Regions from separate parts of the Homo sapiens genome. Here region 1 is linked to region 2. Evidence: read pairs that join two places in POLR2A ChIA-PET (ENCODE). Cell type or tissue: Caco-2. All regions are shown on one strand. Each heading gives the region's core, and the rest is flanking DNA. Links, peaks and the distances in the headings are about the cores only.

The links. ChIA-PET counts read pairs that join two places held together with the same protein. Peaks named below come from ENCODE experiments on the same cell type or tissue, not always from the same donor. Only the 100,000 strongest peaks of a DNase experiment are listed, where the experiment ranks them.
Region 1: POLR2A ChIA-PET joins it to region 2 with 9 read pairs; 3 of 35 experiments call an interaction of 5 or more read pairs at or near these places.

The regions. Positions count from the first base shown.
Region 1 is chr2:65,594,831-65,604,441 of GRCh38, forward strand. LINC03050 (long intergenic non-protein coding RNA 3050) reads right to left here and starts at 7,535. Exons shown (of 3, transcript NR_182288.2): 1 at 6,327-7,535. RefSeq lists enhancers at 6,227-6,820, 6,821-7,414. In Caco-2, for the core only: no CTCF peak of the experiment used is centred there; no DNase peak of the experiment used is centred there.
Region 2 is chr2:65,357,649-65,367,259 of GRCh38, forward strand. The region is part of intron 1 of SPRED2 (sprouty related EVH1 domain containing 2); the gene reads right to left. Among named protein-coding and RNA genes, the nearest start is that of SPRED2, 70 kb to the right of the region's middle. RefSeq lists enhancers at 1-379, 412-561. In Caco-2, for the core only: no CTCF peak of the experiment used is centred there; a DNase peak (open chromatin) is centred at 5,683.

The sequences.
Region 1 (9,611 bases), core at 2,995-5,494, 240 kb after region 2:
ACCTCCGCCTCCCAGGTTCAAGCAATTCTATTGCCTCAGCCTCCTAAGTAGCTGGGATCACAGGCATGCACCACCATGCCCAACTAATTTTGTATTTTTAGTAGAGACGGGGTTTCTCCATGTTGGTCAGGCTGGTCTCAAACTCCCGACCTCAGGTGCTCCGCCTGCCTCAGCCCTCCCAAAACGTTGGGATTACGGGCGTGAGCTACCGTGCCTGGCCCTCTCTATTCTTTAGACTGGATAATTTCCATTGATTTATCTAAAAGTTTACTGACTCTTTTCTGTTTTTTTTTTTTTTTTTTTGTTTTTGTTTTTTTGACACAGAGTCATGCTCTCTTGCCCAGGCTGAAGTGCAGCGGCACCATCTTGGCTCACTGCAACCTCTGCCTCCCAGGTTCAAGCAATTCTCATGCCTCAGCCAGCCCAGTAGCTGGGACTACAGGGGCACACCACCATGTCCAGCTAATTTTTATAATTTTAGTAGAGACGGGCTTTTGCCATGTTGGCCAGGCTGGTCTTGAACTCCTGTCCTCAAGAGATCCTCCTGCTTTAGCTTCCCAAAGTGTTGGGATTACAGGCCAACTGACCTGGCCAACTGACTCTTTTCTATGTCATTTCCATTCTCTATTGAGCTCATTCAGTGAATTATTTATTTATTTATTTATTGAATTTATTTTTTATTTTTGTTTTTTGAAGGGGAAGGTTCAGTGAATTTTTAAACTTTCTGTATTGTATTTTTCAGATCAAAAATTTCCACTTGGTTCTTTTTAAAAAAGTTTATATTTCTCTGCTAAGAATGTCTTTTTATTCATTCCAATAGTATTTACTTTTATGGTATGATTATGTAGCATGGTTATAGTAGCTGTTTTAAAGTCATTATGTTGTAGTTCCAACACCTGAGTCATCTTGGGAATGGCATCTGTTGATTGTCTTTTTCCTTGAGATTTGATCAGATTTTCCTGTTTTTATCATGTTGAGCAATTTTGGATTGTATCCTGGATATTTTGAGTATTATGTTTCATGACTGTGAGTCCTGTTGAAATCCTCTGGAGAATATTGATTACTTTTCTTTGCTTTTGGGCAGATAACCAACCCCATTAGGTTCAGACTGGGAGTTCTGGCCCACATTCTGTGGGCAGTGAATCCAATATCAGTTCAGTTTTCCACAGATTTGTTATGCTGTTGGGTCTTCTCTGAACATGTGCCACTTAGGGATTAGTCTGGTGCTTGGCTGGCTCTCAAAGTCTTTGACATACTTCTTTGAGTCTGTTTCACATATGTGCACCTCAGACTGGTATTGGTGCAGACATAGAATTAGGGGATCCCTTCCTCCAACTCTCTGTTCTCTATGATTGTCCCCAGACTCTTCAGCTTTCCAGAGCCTTCTCTTCCCTATTTTTCTGGCCAGAAAGATGGATTTCTCTCAGTGTTAACCCATTCCCCCCATTCTCTCACATAATTCTGCACAACTGGGGCTGCCCTCAAGTTCAAAGTAGTGAGAGAAAAGAGAGAGAACAAATAACAGGGATTCCCTCCACACTTTTTGGAGCACAGGGACCCCCTTTTCCTGTGGCCAGAGAGACAGGCTTTTCTCTTGGGGTTTTAGATGTCTGTGTAGTGGTGGCAGTGCAGCTCAAAAACTGGGACTGGCCTTAGGTCAGGGCTGGAGAGAAAAATAAATAAATAAATAAACAAACAAATAAATAAATGGTTATTTCCCCCATACTCTCAGGCCCAGAGAGTATCCCAGTCATCTGGTCAGAAAATGGGGATTTCTCTTGGAGTTTTGCTGTTTATGCCTGCTTCACAGTTCCATAATTTGGTCCCCTTTGGGTTAATGCAGGAAGATAAAGAAGGAAACTCATTGTTGTACCAAAAACTCTACAAGTTTTGACTTTCCTCTTTGAGCTGTCTGCCATTGTTTACCTTTCAGAGTCCTCAGGTAGTTGCTTTTTGTGCTCCATGAGAATTTTGAATTGTAATTAGTGGGAAGGATAGGCTATGATGCAGTTTACTCCATCTTGGCTGGCACTAGAAGTCACCATGCTTCTTTGATCTAATGATCCATTCCCTCTGCTTTCTTCTCTTTAATCCAAGTAGAAAGGGGCTCCTCTTTTGAAGTTATGGCTATTTTAATTTACCTTAGACGGTTGGGCTCTTCCAGTGTCATCCCCTCTTCTCCTCTCTTCATAGCTTCCCTTTTTGAGAAAGCTCTTTGTTTGACTCCTCTTGGGCCTGGGCAGTAAATTTTGTGCTATACAAAATTCTCTGCTGTGTTTCTTCCACAGACTCTGTGACTCAAAGCTGTGCATAGGTCCTCAGATTCTTTTCCTGTTGGGCTGTCTAAGGCAGCCACTATACATGTGTATATATGCACGCGCACCCGTGCATGCAGTGCCTTGATCTCAATGGCTACGTCTCTTAACAGTAAACTCCCAAATCATCTAGGTCTAAAGGGACTCAGAGGGTACTAGAGATCTTTTCTGAAACCCTTCTAGTTCTTGAGGTGGGTAGGCAAGAGTGGCCAGAGTATGACCTTCTGATATCTAGTTTTGTGGAATGCATCACATAGTGTTTTATGTCATATTTTGGCACTGTCATTGCTTGTAGAATACCATTTTGGTCTGCCTTGCCTACCTCTCTTTGTGTGTGGATCCTAATCTTTCCAGAGAGTGTGGAGTTTTAATTGCAAAAAGGATGTGGATGCTTTAGAATCCAGGTGGATGGAGGTACTCTGAATATATTCTACTGTGGAGTGATTGTTTGCATCCATAAGCAACTGGATCTCCATTAGCAGTCTCCTTCAGTCCAGGAGTCCTCATGAATTGTGACAGAGAACTAAGTGTGGCACCGTCACAAACTCCGAGAGGAAACATTTCAACTCCCTCTTTGGCCTTTACTGGTAGCTCTGCCATTGGGTACTCTCCCTAAGGAAGGAGGCATTTCTGTTCAGGAAGGAGGAAGCAGGTATGGAAGAATTTCACTTTTTATTATTCCTGAGCCTTTAGCTCACTGGTCACAGGCCTAGGCAAATGACAACTTTCTGAGGCACCTGTTTTCTAGCCGTTTGTATGCTCCCCACTGCCATGGAGGCCAGCATGGATGTAAATAGATGTAGAAAATTCTACAAACTCTATTTAGTAAGTAACCAAGTAGAATAGTTGTTTAAACAAAAATCAGTGCCCAGGGATAATGATACATGCCATATTTTGCCCAGTGTGAGTGTATTAATCTTCTAGTTGAAGGAGTGAATTGGTATTATCCTGATATGATGTCATACTCAGAGTTTCCTGCCTCTATTTTCCATCTGGAGTGAAATCAAGAAGATTAGGATGTGAGCATGATCCTTCTTTTGTTCTGCATCTTATGAAAGACAAAACCCTTGTGTTTTGGGGTGATGTCATTTTCTTTATGAGAAAAGAGTATGAGATTAGTGCTTGTCCCCCACCTTTAAGTCTGGTTTTTGATTTAATTATCATGTAGAAGTAATTCTTTAGTAGGATGTTCTATCATAGCTTTAATGCCATTTCTGATTTTGCCTATGTGGACAGGGCCTGAGTTTCCTCCAAGTGTTCAATTAGGATGACTTACGAGAACAGAGTGGGGGAAATGACATCAGATATCATACCAAAGCCATTTATGCTATCAAATAATGATGTCTCTTTTCTAGAAACACATAATTATACTTGGAATTCATGATAATATTCTACAGTATTTCAAAATCCACAAACAGATAAAATATCAGAGGAAAGAAAATGCTTTTGATGTGTCAGAATTCATTTATTTTCCAACTCGTTGTGCTTTGCCTTACGGTACGTGAATGGGCACTTATCAAAGCATAAGAAGGTTATTATTATATTCCATTCTTATTCAATTCAAATATTCCATTCTTAACATTTGTCCAAATTCAGTTTAATATGCCCTATTAACATGAAGACTGTTGAGAAAGTATACCAAATAGGCTTCAGGAGGAGATCAGAAAACTAAATTAGGCTTTGTCCCTAAATATTAAAAAAAATTACTTAAGTTATAGAAGTAATCCATGAAGAGCTACTTGATATAAAAAAGCAAATTACCTTCTTAAAAAGCTAATAGCATGGGGTCAAAAATTCCTTTCCTGTAAATTTGGGAATCTATCTTTTCATGGCCAATATTCTTAATGTAGCATTTTTGATAAATAACATAATTTTGTAACTGCCCATTAAAATATGTAATTTATTATTTAGAATTCTCCTTAAAATATTTTGCATTTTGGTTTGCTCTCTTTAGTAAGAGGGAGATTTATTATGCAATCTTCTAAAGTGTAACACTTATTTTCTGCCCGTTAACTTGTCTGTGTTTATGCTTTGCTTTGTTGAATCAATCACTGTGGTGTTTTATGGTTATTTCCACATGTGTCTTAGCTCCCCAGCTAAATTGTAAGCTCCTTGAATAGTCTAAGTCTTTATCCTGTATTTCTTGCCTTCTATATCACTTGAAGGATATTACACACTATAGATACTCAGTAAATACTTTTCCTTATAAGCACAAATTGGCATTAGATTAGTTCAAATCTGCTACCCAGGAATGAAGCCCAAATGTTGCTTTTGGTGGGTGATAGGGGTCATATAAATCTTTGCTATCTCCTGGTTCAGTTGTGGTTTGACTAGTTCTTAGGAAAGAATAAAAAGTTCTGGATAATCAAAAGTGGTAATTTGTTGAATTTCATTTTATAAAGATTTTATTTGGAGAAGAAACAAAATCAGAGTATTTAGATTTGAGAGAGGGGTGAAAGACAAAGTTGCTATCTTTAAAAATGCTTTTCTCACCTCTCCTATTCTGATAATCTTATGCACATAAAATCATCTATGCAGGATGGTTTTTACCATTTTCTCCTCTTCTGATGATGGGCACTGTTTACGAAGGTGAAATAGAAAGCAGACTGGTTGGAGACAACATTAGGGTAGTTTTTCCATAGCGTGGACACGTCTCAGTTATTCCCAGGCCTTCATCTATTCATTCTTTCAGCAAGGATGTATTGATCACTGATTCCACGGCAGGCATTGCGCAGCCCTAGAAATACAGTGAGGGCAAGACAAACATGACCTTGCCCTCAGGGACTTGTATTATTGCACTCTGGTAAATCCTAAATATACTTCTTTTTTTTTTTTTTTTTTTTTTTAAATTGATCATTCTTGGGTGTTTCTCGCAGAGGGGGATTTGGCAGGGTCACAGGACAATAGTGGAGGGAAGGTCAGCAGATAAACAAGTGAACAAAGGTCTCTGGTTTTCCTAGGCAGAGTGTTTGTGTCCCTGGGTACTTGAGATTAGGGAGTGGTGATGACTCTTAACGAGCATGCTGCCTTCAAGCATCTGTTTAACAAAGGACATCTTGCACCACCCTTAATCCATTCAACCCTGAGTGGACACAGCACATGTTTCAGAGAGCACAGGGTTGGGGGTAAGGTCACAGATCAACAGGATCCCAAGGCAGAAGAATTTTTCTTAGTACAGAACAAAATGAAAAGTCTCCCATGTCTACCTCTTTCTACACAGACACGGCAACCATCCGATTTCTCAATCTTTTCCCCACCTTTCCCCCCTTTCTATTCCACAAAACCGCCATTGTCATCATGGCCCGTTCTCAATGAGCTGTTGAGTACACCTCCCAGACGGGGCGGCTGGCCGGGCAGAGGGGCTCCTCACTTCCCAGTAGGGGCGGCCGGGCAGAGGCACCCCTCACCTCCCGGATGGGGTGGCTGGCCGGGCGGGGGGCTGACCCCCCACCTCCCTCCCGGACGGGGCGGCTGGCCGGGCGGGGCGCTGACCCCCCCACCTCCCTCCCGGACGGGGCGGCTGGCCAGGTGGAGGGCTGACCCCCCCACCTCCCTCCCGGACGGGGCGGCTGGCCGGGCGGGGGGCTGACCCCCCCACCTCCTTCCCGGACGGGGCGGCTGGCCGGGCAGAGGGGCTCCTCACTTCCCAGTAGGGGCGGCCGGGCAGAGGCACCCCTCACCTCCCGGATGGGGTGGCTGGCCGGGCGGGGGGCTGCCCCCCCACCTCCCTCCCGGACGGGGCGGCTGGCCGGGCGGGGGGCTGACCCCCCCACCTCCCTCCCGGACGGGGCGGCTGGCCAGGTGGGGGGCTGACCCCCCCACCTCCCTCCCGGACGGGGCGGCTGTCCGGGCGGGGGGCTGACCCCCCACCTCCCTCCCGGACGGGGCGGCTGGCCAGGCGGGGGGCTGACCCCCCCACCTTCCTCCCGGACGGGCGGCTGGCCGGGCGGGGGGCTGACCCCCCCACCTCCCTCCCGGACAGGGTGGCTGCTGGGCGGAGACGCTCCTCACTTCTCAGACGGGGCGGTTGCCAGGCAGAGGGTCTCCTCACTTCTCAGACGGGTCAGCCGGGCAGAGACGCTCCTCACATCCCAGACGGGGCGGCAGGGCAGAGGCGCTCCCCACATCTCAGACGATGGGCGGCCTGGCAGAGACGCTCCTCACTTCCTAGATGGGATGGCGGCCGGGCAGAGACGCTCCTCACTTTCCAGACTGGGCAGCCAGTCAGAGAGGCTCCTCACATCCCAGACGATGGGCGGCCAGGCAGAGACGCTCCTCACTTCCCAGACGGGGTGGTGGCCAGGCAGAGGCTGCAATCTCGGCACTTTGGGGGGCCAAGGCAGGCAGCTGGGAGGTGGAGGTTGTAGCGAGCCGAGATCATGCCACTGCACTCCAGCCTGGGCACCATTGAGCACTGAGTGAACGCGACTCCGTCTGCCATCCTGGCACCTCGGGAGGCCAAGGCTGGCGGATCACTCGCGGTTAGGAGCTGGAGACCAGCCTGGCCAACACAGCGAAACCCCGTCTCCACCAAAAAAATACGAAAACCAGTCAGGCGTGGCGGCGCGCACCTGCAATCGCAGGCACTGGGCAGGCTGAGGCAGGAGAATCAGGCAGGGAGGCTGCAGTGAGCCGAGATGGCAGCAGTACAGTCCAGCTTCGGCTCGGCATCAGAGGGAGACCGTGGGGAGAGGGAGAGGGAGAGGGAGAGGGAGAACCTAAATATACTTCTTTGTAGAGAGGATCGTGAACTGCTTTAAGTCTGGTGGCATCAGAGGAAAAATTAGACATCTTCAGGTTGATTCCACAGAGCAGTTGTTTCCTTTTTCACTTGACTTACATAGAATTAAGTCAGGTTATATAAATAAATGTAAAATCAAGTTGGTTTTTCCATTGTAAGGAGAAAAATGCTTTCATATTACTTAAAATGCATTTCAATAAATATAGAAAATTACATACAAATGGCCGGGTGCGGTGGCTCATGCCTGTAATCCCAGAACTTTGGGAGGCTGAGGCATGCGGATCACCTGAGGTTGGGAGTTCGAGACCAGCCTGACCAATATGGAGAAACCCTATCTGTACTAAAAATACAAAATTAGCCGGGCGTGGTGGCACATGCCTGTAATCCCAGCTACTCAGGAGGCTGAGGCAGCAGAATCGCTTGAACCCGGGAGGCGGAGGTTGCGGTGAGCCGAGATTGTGCCGTTGCACTCCAGCCTGGAAAACAAGAGTGAAACTCCGTCTCAAAAGAAAAAAAAAATTTACATACAAATTATATACCCCACATGAGAGTTTCTTGTGAGGAATTATAGTCCCCTACAACTACCAAGTCCCCTACAAAAAACAATTTACCTTACCCCCGCTTTTTTTTAGTAGAAATTGACACTGGGTTGAGGGTGTCCTATGGAATGAATGAGTAAAACTGAAACATTCGACTTGTTAGAAGGAAACATGACCATGATTTCAAGGATGATCCAATGTAGCTTGGCGGCAGCCCCTGATAGCTCTCCTGCTATGTGTTTTTTTTTTGGTAGCAGTGATGGAGAAAACAATGAAGATGAAATTTCCAGGAAATAACCCAATCAGGTGTTGCTTAATGGAGTCTACTGTCATTAAAATCCAATTTGATTCATTTGGAGAGTGAAATATCACAATTGCAACTGCACCATAATGGCTTTTTGGAAGATGGAATTTGTATAAACTGGGTTAATCCCTTGATCACCAATTCAAATAAAAATAGATAAAACATGAGGAGGTTGGCAGGGGTGAAGGACTGGGAATAGCAACGGTGTTGCCAGAAGGTGTCTTTCCTGCCAAGGGGAATTGGCATAGGGAACCGTCTCTGAGCCCAAGTTCTGGAAGCCACAACCTGATGGAGACAGAAGACAGATTGCCTAGGTCCAGCTGGGGAGTGGAGCCCTGCTGGCCCAGCCAGATCACAAGTGAATTGCCCCTCTGACCTACACATGTGCTCTGTGTGTCGAAATTTGCATTTCTTTCCATTTAGAATTTTGCTTTCTATTAGCCCACAAGAAGTTTAATGGCTGTCATGAACAAGTTTTGTTGTGTTTTCCTTTGGAAATGTAGCTGTTAGGAAATCATTCAATGAGTTCTGGGTTTATACCTAGAAATGGTCCCCTGGAAGTCTGGAAGAGTTAGATGCTACCACAAGGTTCTACCAGACGTGCAGGGCATAACTTGTACACGCAGGCTGGGTCAGCCGTATTGAGTGGATTGCAGGAGGAAACCTTAACTATGAGGCTGCTACCTTGGACTTGAAATACTTTGACAATCAACAATTAGTGAGAATTGGGATAAGATTTGTTTCTCCTTGGCAAATTCTTCTAACATTCTACAAGCAAAATGGGATTTCAAAGGCAAGAATTGCTCAGTGATGACAAACTTTTAATTACCTCACATACAAAAGATTGGCATGGTATTTATGATTTTTAATATAGTCATTAAAAAAGACTCCACAAGAATCTCTACTAAGCTGTGCTTGATTTGCCTGTACATTGGGTAGGATGCCTTTGAATGCAAGTTACAGAAAGCACAGGTCAGAATGGTTTAGGCCATTCTGGATAATTTGTTATCTTGCATAGGGTAAGTTGCAGGTTGGTTCCAAAATCAACATCCCAAGATATACAAGTGTCTCCCATTCTTTCCATTTTGCCCTTCTCAATGAGCTTTGTGCTTTCTCCTTGTGCCAAGATAGCAGCCAGATTTCTGACATCAAAATAGATATGACCTTGTCCAGCAGAAGAAAATTCTCCCTGTGTGTTGCTTTTTATTATTATGGAAAGATTTCTCAGAAACCCCTTCATTGACCTTCTGTCACATCTCATTGGCCAGCACTGGATCACAATCGCTTCCTAAATCAGTCAGTAGGGAGGTGAATGGGCTCACACTGACTACTTAGAGCTATAGATGAATCAACTCCTGGGTCAAGTGGGCAAGAGGTGGATCCCTGACCAAAATCTCACACACATGTACATACGTGCATGCCTATCCAATAATAGCCAACTGCTGAAGTGTGTGTACTCCACAGGCAGATGCTGATGCCAAGTTTGGGGTGCAAAATGTTATTAGGGTTCAATTCCTTTGAAGGGAAGGGAGAGAAAGCGGGGTTGGGTAGTGGAAGGAGTTGAACTGCAAGGTAGGCCTGAAAAAGTCTGGGCCATTTCTTGGCTTTGGAGGGTTCCGGGGCAAGTATTGCCTGCTTGTATCCTGCATTGGGTCGAAATGACCAGGACTTTATACCTAGGAGATGACTCATCAGATGTGGGCTGCTGGGAG
Region 2 (9,611 bases), core at 4,234-6,733:
ATTGTGAAAGGAATTCTAAGGAGAAATGAAGAGGTAACACTGGCAACACAGCTACATGAAAAAATCACAGAGCTAGAGGGTGATCCTACTCATCCTGCTGAAGTTTCACACCAATAGAGGTAATTCCTTTTTGGATCTGTTGTAATGAGTGCCGTAAGTCAGGACAGGTGACCTAACCTGACCTAACCTCCATTACACATCTTCTCACAACCGGGTGAGGCACCCCAAACTCTTATTACTGAGCTTCAGTTTCCTTATGTGTAAAATGAGGGGTAGAGACCACAAATGACTTTTGAGACCCTTTCAACTTTGATCCCTTTTCATGCTTTGTGTTTTAAAAAAATGGCCTTAAAGTCCTGTAGTTGTGGCAGAGGGCTTAGCAAACTTAAGCCACTAAAATACCCTACAAAAGCAGATCAGAAAACTTTCAGCAGTAAAATGCAACTGAGAGTATACTTTGAGTAGAGAAAAAACTTGAAACCACAAAGACCTGAAACCATGACAGACTAACAGATATGTTCTCTCAGTGCCAGTGTTATGACACAATTATGAAGTTTCCAGGAGTGAAACTGGTTTATCCAAGTATTTTGAAAAAGCAAGAAAATGATGAAAATTGAGTTTTAATAAGTTTAATAAGATCCTCTGGGGGAAAATAAAAGGTACAACCTGGTCATCTAGCTGGGTTTACGCATCCACAAATGTGAGATTCTCTTTAGCCACATGGAAGAAAAACCCCATGACATATTTATGGAACAAATGCAGGCCAAGAAGAGAAGAGAGATCTACCCTTTTTCTCCCAAACAGTTGATTCTATCTGCCTTATCAGTTGACTCAACATGAACTCCCCAGCCCCAATCTTTACTACATTCAGAGTGAAAAGGAGAAAATGTTAGGAAAAGGTAACAAAGCAATTATTTAGCTTAAAAATAGGGAAAGACATTTCTTATAGACCTCTGCTAAAGCAGCTCAGTGCACATCAAGTTGCAACTTAGGTTTAAGTTGCTTCAATGTGACAAATAATTTCTGGTCCAAACGTAAGTCAGTTGTTTGAAATTGGAATGTATCTTCCCTACAGAAAAAACATAAAATGGTGGGCAACTGGGTTCCCAATCCAGCCCACGAAAGCCCAATCAACGTGGAAAAATATTCCCAAATGTTTCAACTGCTTACTGACAGTCTCCTTGACAAGAAGCCTCTTTCCCCACTGCCAGAAAGGCCAGTTCCTCTCAGCTCTTGCTGGGTTTTGGCCAAGGGCTTTCCTATCTGGGGGTGGGGTGAGGGAGAAAAGGTAAGGAGGAGGAATTCTTCTTAAACTTCTGATTTAGGCTTCATTTTGGGGATCCTCAGAATGTGGCACCACTGAATCTTGAATGGCTCTAAAAGGATCCGTACTGATGTTATTTTACAAATCCCAACTTAAGTGTTACTGGGGAAATTCTTTCCTTTTAGGGTCACAATGACTGTTGGTGAGCAATTAAGTCAAGTGTCAGGCTCATAGGATATAGTCATGATGCAATGGATTCTTGACTAGTTGACTACACAGAGGGACAGGATTTGTCCTACAAGCGCAATTTCCTTCCGAGTTATAACAAGACAGAGCCATCCACTCAGTACACATATTTCCCATGTTACTTTCCTGACATAAAAGAACTAGGCAGCAAGGATAATGTAAAGGCCAACTAGCTACCAAGCTTCCTCAGTTTTAACACGTTAGTCTTAAAATATTTTTTCATTTATAAGGGAGTAGTGTAGTTTGAAGTACTTGATTCAGAAAGAACTCCAGGAAATACTAGAGCTATCTCCACCTCCCAAAGCCAACTAGCTTGTGGAGGCACTAGAAGGCATTTTTTTTCAAGACTCATGATTTTCACAGATAACTGAAACCCTGCGTGGCTAAGCTGCTGAAGTTGGGCTTTCCTGGCCATCACCAACATGTTTGCAGCAGGGAGCCCAACCAAGCTTTAAGTCATGCAGTCTGTGGTGGTTAAAGACCACTGCTGGCTGGGCGCAGTGACTCACGCTTGTAATCCCAGCACTGTGGGAGGCTGAGGCGGGTGGATCATGAGGTCAGGAGATCCAGACCATCCTGCCTAACACGGTGAAGCCCCGTCTCTACCAAAAATGCAAAAAATTGGGCCAGGTGCGGTGGCTCATGCCTGTAATCCCAGCACTTTGGGAGGCCAAGGAGGGTGGATTACCTGAGGTCAGGAGTTTAAGACCAGCCTGGCAAACATGGTGAAACTCCGTCTCTACTAAAAGTACAAAACTCAGCCTGGTGTGGTTCTGTGTGCCTGTAGTCCCAGCTACTCGGGAGCCTGGGGCAGGAGAATCGCTAGAACCCCGGAGGCGGAGGTTGCAGTGAGCCAAGGTCGCGTCACTGCACTCCAACCTGGGCGACAGAGCGAGACTCCATCTCAAAAAAAAAAAAAACAAAAAAAAACAAAAAAAAAACAAAAAAAAAAAAAACAAAGACCAAAAGACCACTGCTCAAGACAGGACAACCAAGTGGCTACTGCCAACTTCTTCCACCAGAGAGCTTTACTGACAGGTGGAAGGGCCCTCGACTTAATGTTGGTCAAAAGGAACAACTCTCTGCTCATTTCACTCACTGGTGTGCTTCAGCCACTTCTCAGGACTAACTTCACACAGTTTCATTCTCCAGGAAAGTCACAGTCACTGAAAGCATCCTGGATATGCCATCCCCTGAAAACTGCCGCACACCCAGCAGTGAGTTGCTGGCATATATGGAAGCTCTTGTGTTAACTTTTTCTTGTGTGTTCGCATATAGCGAATTAACCTTAACACCTGTGGTCCATACATACAATGGAATTATTCCGCCTTAACAAAGAAGGAAACATTGTCATATGCTATAACATGGATGAATCTTGAGGATATTGTGCTAAGTGAAACGTCAGTCACAAAAAGAAATACTGCATGATTTGTTCCGCTTACACCAGCTATCTAAATGTGACTAGTCAAAGTCCTAGAAACAAAAAGGAGAACAGTGGTTGCCAGAGGCGGGGGGCTGGGGAGGGGAGTGAGTTGTTTAATTGGGAAAGAGTTTCAGTTTTGGATGATGAAAACGTTCTAGAGATCTATTATACAAACTTGGATATAGTTAACACTACTGTACTGTTCACTTACAAATGGTTAAGATGATATACGCTATGTTATGTGTTTTTTACCACAATAAAAAAAGATAAACTGTGAAACAAAGAGAGGCTACTTGAAATAGGTAAAGAACCCCAAATTTAGAAATGTTGGGTTTAGCTTAGGAGCATTTCTGCAGTCCTTAAGAAGTAAACATTCACTTTGGGAGGCCAAAGCAGGAGGATTGCTTAAGCCCAGGAGTTTGAGACCAGCCTGTGCAACAATGTGGGACCTCATCTCTATTTTTATTAAAAAATTCTTTTAAAAGAAAAAAGGAGTAAACATTAACACTATTTAAAAAGTTAACTTTCCCCTAATTACAAAAGTAACATATGTCCCCATTATGCAAACTACATACATCACAACCCTCCCTTAAAAAGCATTCTTCTATACTATGAGGAGCAATTAATAAATATGCAAGACCTTCTCAAGAAAACTATAAAAGGAAGATCTTATGCTTCAAATGTAAGTGTAAATGTTGGCTTTGCTTTGTTCCTTGGGGTACCAGGTGAATCATATATAAGAAAAACACAAACATTTCCTTTGGTACTGGTTTTACTGAGACAAAAATGGCTTTTCTTACAAAATCATTTCAAAGAAGAACAGAAGAAAGTTAAACAAAATAGATTTTCCCTGAATTGTTAGCTCTGACAAATTCCTCTAATCCTTAGGCAGTTCTACTTTAATAGAAAGAACACTTACAATGTCTACAACACCAGCAACAGAATACACCAAAATATTTTTCATGATTAGTCCCTTTTCATCTCTTGTATTCTAACCTCAGTTGTAAAGATTAAACACACAGATTATTAAACACACACACATAATCACAAGAATTTCCTGACAGTTCCATTTCTTCTACATGGGGGTTAAGCGATGTTTTTTAATATTACTCAAAGCAGGGAAAAAGGGGCTGTTTTATTTTTCTTTGGAACAGGTTCCAGCCAGATTTTGCACATTGCAGTTCTCTGGCGACGTGATGAGAACACATGCCCACCCACAGACACTAATTTTGCTCTTCACCCCTCCCAAGCAGCCTTTATGACACATGCTGTCTGTGCTTCATTTAATGGAATTCAAGAGGCCCAGTCAAACAGCAGAGCCCCACAGGGCCAGGGCAACAACAGGCAACCCATCTCCTCCACTGGATGGGTACAGGGAACATGTGTTTAAAAGAAAACAACAACAACAAAAAAAGCCAAATCTAGCTTGGACATCTCCAATCTGAAGAATCTTTACAAATGAATGAATGAAGTCATCTCTTCGATTGAAATCAAGAAAGAGATAGTAATCTTGCTGTAGTTCTTATACACTGAACTCTATGAAGATGATGCAGCTAACTGTCTGAGCTGCTCTCAGATGTGCAGCAAAGAAGGTATCACTCTCATCCCAAGCCAAAAGCTCTAAGAGGGCTGAAGTGCCAGCCTGCTTCTGCAGCACTTGCTTTCTCTATGGTCATCATCTGTTTTTTTTTGTTTTTGTTTTTTTTGAGATGGAGTCTCACTCTGTCGCCCAGGCTGGAGTGCAGTGGCGCGATCTGGGCTCACTGCAAGCTCCGCCTCCCGGGTTCACGCCATTCTCCTGCCTCAGCCTCCCCAGTAGCTGCAACTACAGGCGCCCGACACCACGCCCAGCTAATTGTTTTGTATTTTTAGTAGAGATGGGATTTCACTGTGTTAGCCAGGATGGTCTCGATCTCCTGACCTGGTGATCCACCCACCTCAGCCTCCCAAAGTGTTGGGATTACAGGCGTAAGCCACTGCGCCCGGCCGTCACCTGTTATGAAGAAACCTTGGCAAATAAGAATCCAACTGGGTTGGGAGGCCAAGGTGGGTGGATAACCTGAGGTCAGGGGTTCGAGACCAGCCTGGCCATCATGGTGAAACTCCATCTCTACCAAAAATACAAAATTAGCCAGGCGTGGTGGTGCATGTCTGTAATCCTAGCTACTTGGGAGGCTGAGGCAGGAGAATCGCTTGAACCAGGGAGGTGAAGGTTGCAGTGAGCCAAGATCATGCCATTGCACTCCAGCCTGGGCAACAAGAGTGAAACTCCATTTCAAAAAAAAAAAGAAAAGAAAAGAAAAGAAAAAAACGGCTGGGCACGGTGGCTCATGCCTGTAAACCCAGCACTTTGGGAGGCCGAGGCGGGCGAGCAGGCCAGCCTGCTTCTGCAGCACTTGCTTTCTCTATGGTCATCATGTTTTGTTTTTTTTTTTTTTTTTTTTTTTTGAAAGGTTTGAGACCAGTCTGACCAAAGTGGAGAAAACCTGTCTCTACTAAAAATATAAAATTAGCTGGGTGTGGTGGCACATGCCTGTAATCCCAGCTACTCGGAGGCTGAGGCAGGAGAATCACTTGAACTTGGGAGGCGTAGGTTGCAGTGAGCCGAGATTGTGCCATTGCACTCCACCCTGGGCAATAAGAGCAAAACTCCGTCTCAAAAAAAAAAAAAAAAAAAAAAATTCCAACTGGGAATGCGCACGGTTTCCACAACTATGCCACATATAGCTCAAGACAATCCAGGTGCAGTTGACGCAACAAGCTGTCAGCAAACATGTACCCGGAAGAATGTTCAGGGTTCACAGAAGTCCATGCTGGTTTGATAAGAGGGTGATCATTCATCCCATTTGTACATTTAGGAGTTTATGTCGTTAGAAGGCTGATCCACGCTTGTCTCTGGCTTTTCTGAGCTACACAGGAATGTTGCTATTTCTAGATAATGATATAAGATTTACCTACAAGTGTTATTAATCCCACCCAGTATGGCAGAATGACCATAAACTCCAGATGTGGGGAGGACAATATCACAGCAGACAGTGAGCAATGGACAGCAGGCGATAGACAGGCCAAGCCTCCTGAGGCAGTGATCATCATGACCACACATCCATAAACCACACATCCGGACAGCAAGGACAGACTGCAGACTCTGTAACAAACAGGTCTCCCTCCAAATACAAATAAGGATGTTTAAATGTTGGTAGGTGATCTATACTAATTTTACATAAACCTGTTTTTATAAAATGTTTATTGAATTCGTAATAGCTTTGAGTCTTTAGAATATAATTTTAGTAAGTGCTAAAAATCTGCAAGCCAGCAAAGATTGGGAAAAATTGTTCCACTAAAATATCTTGGACACTCTTAACCTTTCAGGATTCAAATGCTCTCCCTGACTCTCACTCTCCCCAAGAAAAAGGAAAAACAAAAATCTTTTTTCCAAGGTTATGTCACTCTACTTGGCTCAGAAGACATGGCCACCAAAACTATCAAATGGATTTTTGAGTAGAGCAGTTCTTTCTTGATTTCCATCCAAGCAGAGTTAGGTTTTGAAGAACCAAAAAGGAATAGCTCAAAGCTGCTTATACACAATAGCAATGAGTGGCTCTGGATTGTAGACTCCAGTAAATCTATGAATAAAAGAAAACCCAGGGAGGAATTTATCTCCAATAACAATGAATCCCCACTAGGGCGGGAATTAAGAGAAGAACCGGACTGGGCTCAGATTTGAAACACTTTTAAATGTAACACTCCCCAGCACATTGCTCTGAACATAGGCAGCGTCTCACTCAATATCTATTGATTGCTTCCAAGTTGAATGATATGAGACCTTTGGAACTGGCCATGGCTCTGTATTCCTTTTCCCTCAAAAGGGAAAGAAGGCATCTAAAAACCACGTGGTTCCTTTGGACTGATGGCTCACAGTGCTTAACAGCAAAGGGGCCTCTGAGGCGTGGCAGCCACAACCCTAGGAGTGATTATCATTGTCCAATTTCAATGGTCAGTATACCCTCTGTGTACTGTAACCAAAGCTAACAGAATATGGTGCTCTGGAAAGAATGTGGACAGGACCTGAGCGAGTCCCAACTATACAAATCACAGAAAAACAAGACACAGAAAGTGTCACTAAATCAAGAACTTTAAAATAAATGTTTTTTTTATCCCTGACTATAATCATTTACCATAGGCCTCAAGGAAAAAAAAAATGCTACCATGAAACCTAATGTTTCCGTGAAAGCACAGGAAATTAGTTATTCTGTCTTTAAAATAAAACAAAATTAATGTATATTTTTCTAATGAATTTGATAAAGTGAACCCTAAGTTGAGTGTGGCATTCACCAAAACTATAAGAAAAAACCCCGTTTACTATAAGATGGCAAAATATGGGTCTTAGTTCAAGCTAACACTTTTAAAGTAGCCTTTCTTTCACAACTTAAAAAAATGTTGTTAATAAAAAATGGCCCTCACTTTGAATCTGAAGTATTTTTTAATGTCACCAAGTGCTATTATTAAATGTGTACTATATATGCATGTATACACACATAAAAATAAGCACTACAGATGTGGGCATGAAAATTCTTAGCAAAACCCCCACATATTTCAAATACTGTTCTTCTTCATTATTGTCCTCTACCATAATTAGCACGTTACAGCATAACAGGTGGCTTTCATTTATAGAATGCAAAATTAATGAAATTTAGAGATGGTCTTGTCTCCAAAAACAAATTGGCCATTCTATAAAAAGTACACCCCTTAATCTACAAAACAAACAGAAACAAACTCCCTTCATGCTGGTTTTCCAAATTATAGGAATTTCTGAATGTAGTTAAGTAAATTGAATGCATTTACTGACAGCTTAAAATTCATACACTTCAAGGAAAACAAGTCATTATTATGGATTTTATAAGAAAGGGGAAGAGAAACAAAGATTGCCGATTTTTCCAGCTTGGTAACCCCAGATCTGTTTAATGCTCTCTGAGTGATAACAGGATTTACTGCTATACACTGGGCTGCTCCACAAATGCTAAATCTTAGGCAAATTTGTGGGCAGTTGTGTTATAGGTCCTGACCTAGCCATTCTGGACAGACAGACCAGGAAAGCATAAATAGTACTGCTATAAACTAACTATAGCATCTGTCCCTAACAAGCAAGACTCACAAAGTATTTTTTTAAAATATGAGGAGACACTGAATAGACTGTCAACACACATAGGAATGTTTAATACACTCAAATAAATAAGATATGTGCTTTAACTAGTCAGACATTGTTTAAATTTAGTGGGTGAAGAAAGAGAGAGGGTCAGACAGGCAGACACAGCCTCCCAATTATGCAGAATGATCCTTCAGATCATGTGAACGCTATAATTAAATGTTGCTACCAAATCCCCACTACCCTTTCTCCCACCTAGAAAAAGTTAATGCATGAATTCAGTATGAGCAAATTGTGATTTATAAAAACAAACAAACAAACAAACAAACAAAACCCACCCTATTCACTCCGTAGGGGAATAAAGCTTTCTTGCATTAAGTCACGCATCATGGGGGTAGGAAAAAAGCACAGTACTGAAAGAAATCCAACGTAACACAATAGTAATTGTTAGACCACCTCCTTCAGCTCACCTCTGCTTATTCATTTGTTTTAAAGCTCTACACTACCCACCCAAGAGGTATACCATCTCTGCAAGCTGTTTCCTAGGCAGCATCTTTTAGATTCAGGACTTAATAATAAAAAACAACAACAACAACAACAAAACATTTCTATCAGAATATCTAAGGAGAAATTTGTTTTCAGAAAGAGGCATGAGAGGCTAAGAGCTCTGTGTCTATCAACAGACCAGAGGTTACCTATCTGTCCTTGCACGTGGGCACACACAAATACAAACACATACACACTGTGGTCCTCTACAACTAGGATAAATTTTCTCCTTTAAAAAAATGCTAAAAGCAGGCACCAGAAAGGTTAAGAATAAGAGAACAATGAAAAAATAAAGTTCATGTAAACAGTAAGCACGTACCTGCCAGGCGATGCCATTTCCTCTACATTGTGGAGCCCGAGTGCTGGGTATTAGCATTATTGCTACTATAAAGCTTCCGATAAAAATGGATCGTCTCTTGCTGACCTGAGAACCAGCTGGCTGCCTGAGAAGTGGTTTCCCCCATATATGATTCAGTCTCCTTGACAAATATACTGCATTGTACCGGATGAGTCATCCGAGGGTTAGTCCGCATTTTATAGGCCTGTTGTGTCATTACTCACATTCAACATCCTGCTTCTCAAAAGTGGAAACTGGAAGCCTGACAGCTGACAGATGCGTTTTCCAATTAAAATATTGTTTTAAAAATTCCTGTAAGTTATGATTACCAATCATTGATGAAAGGATGAAATGCCCAGGAAGCAAATGGCACAGTTCAATACCTGAGATTACATTCTGGAGAACCACAAGTGCAAATTCTTCACCTGCCCCCAGCCCCAAACCAAAGAATTTCGTCCAAAGTTGAGAGCAAGGATCCCTCTCTTTAAAGTTATCAGCTGAATTCGTGTAGGCATGGACTTGTTGATTCTTGTGCTGTGAGGTTACCCAGCTGCAGAAGCTATGTAAAAAGTATACATCAAAATTTTGGTCCTGGATTAATTTTATAGGTGGGATAGTGGCATTGTGTTTATAAAATGTCTACTTTTTTAGA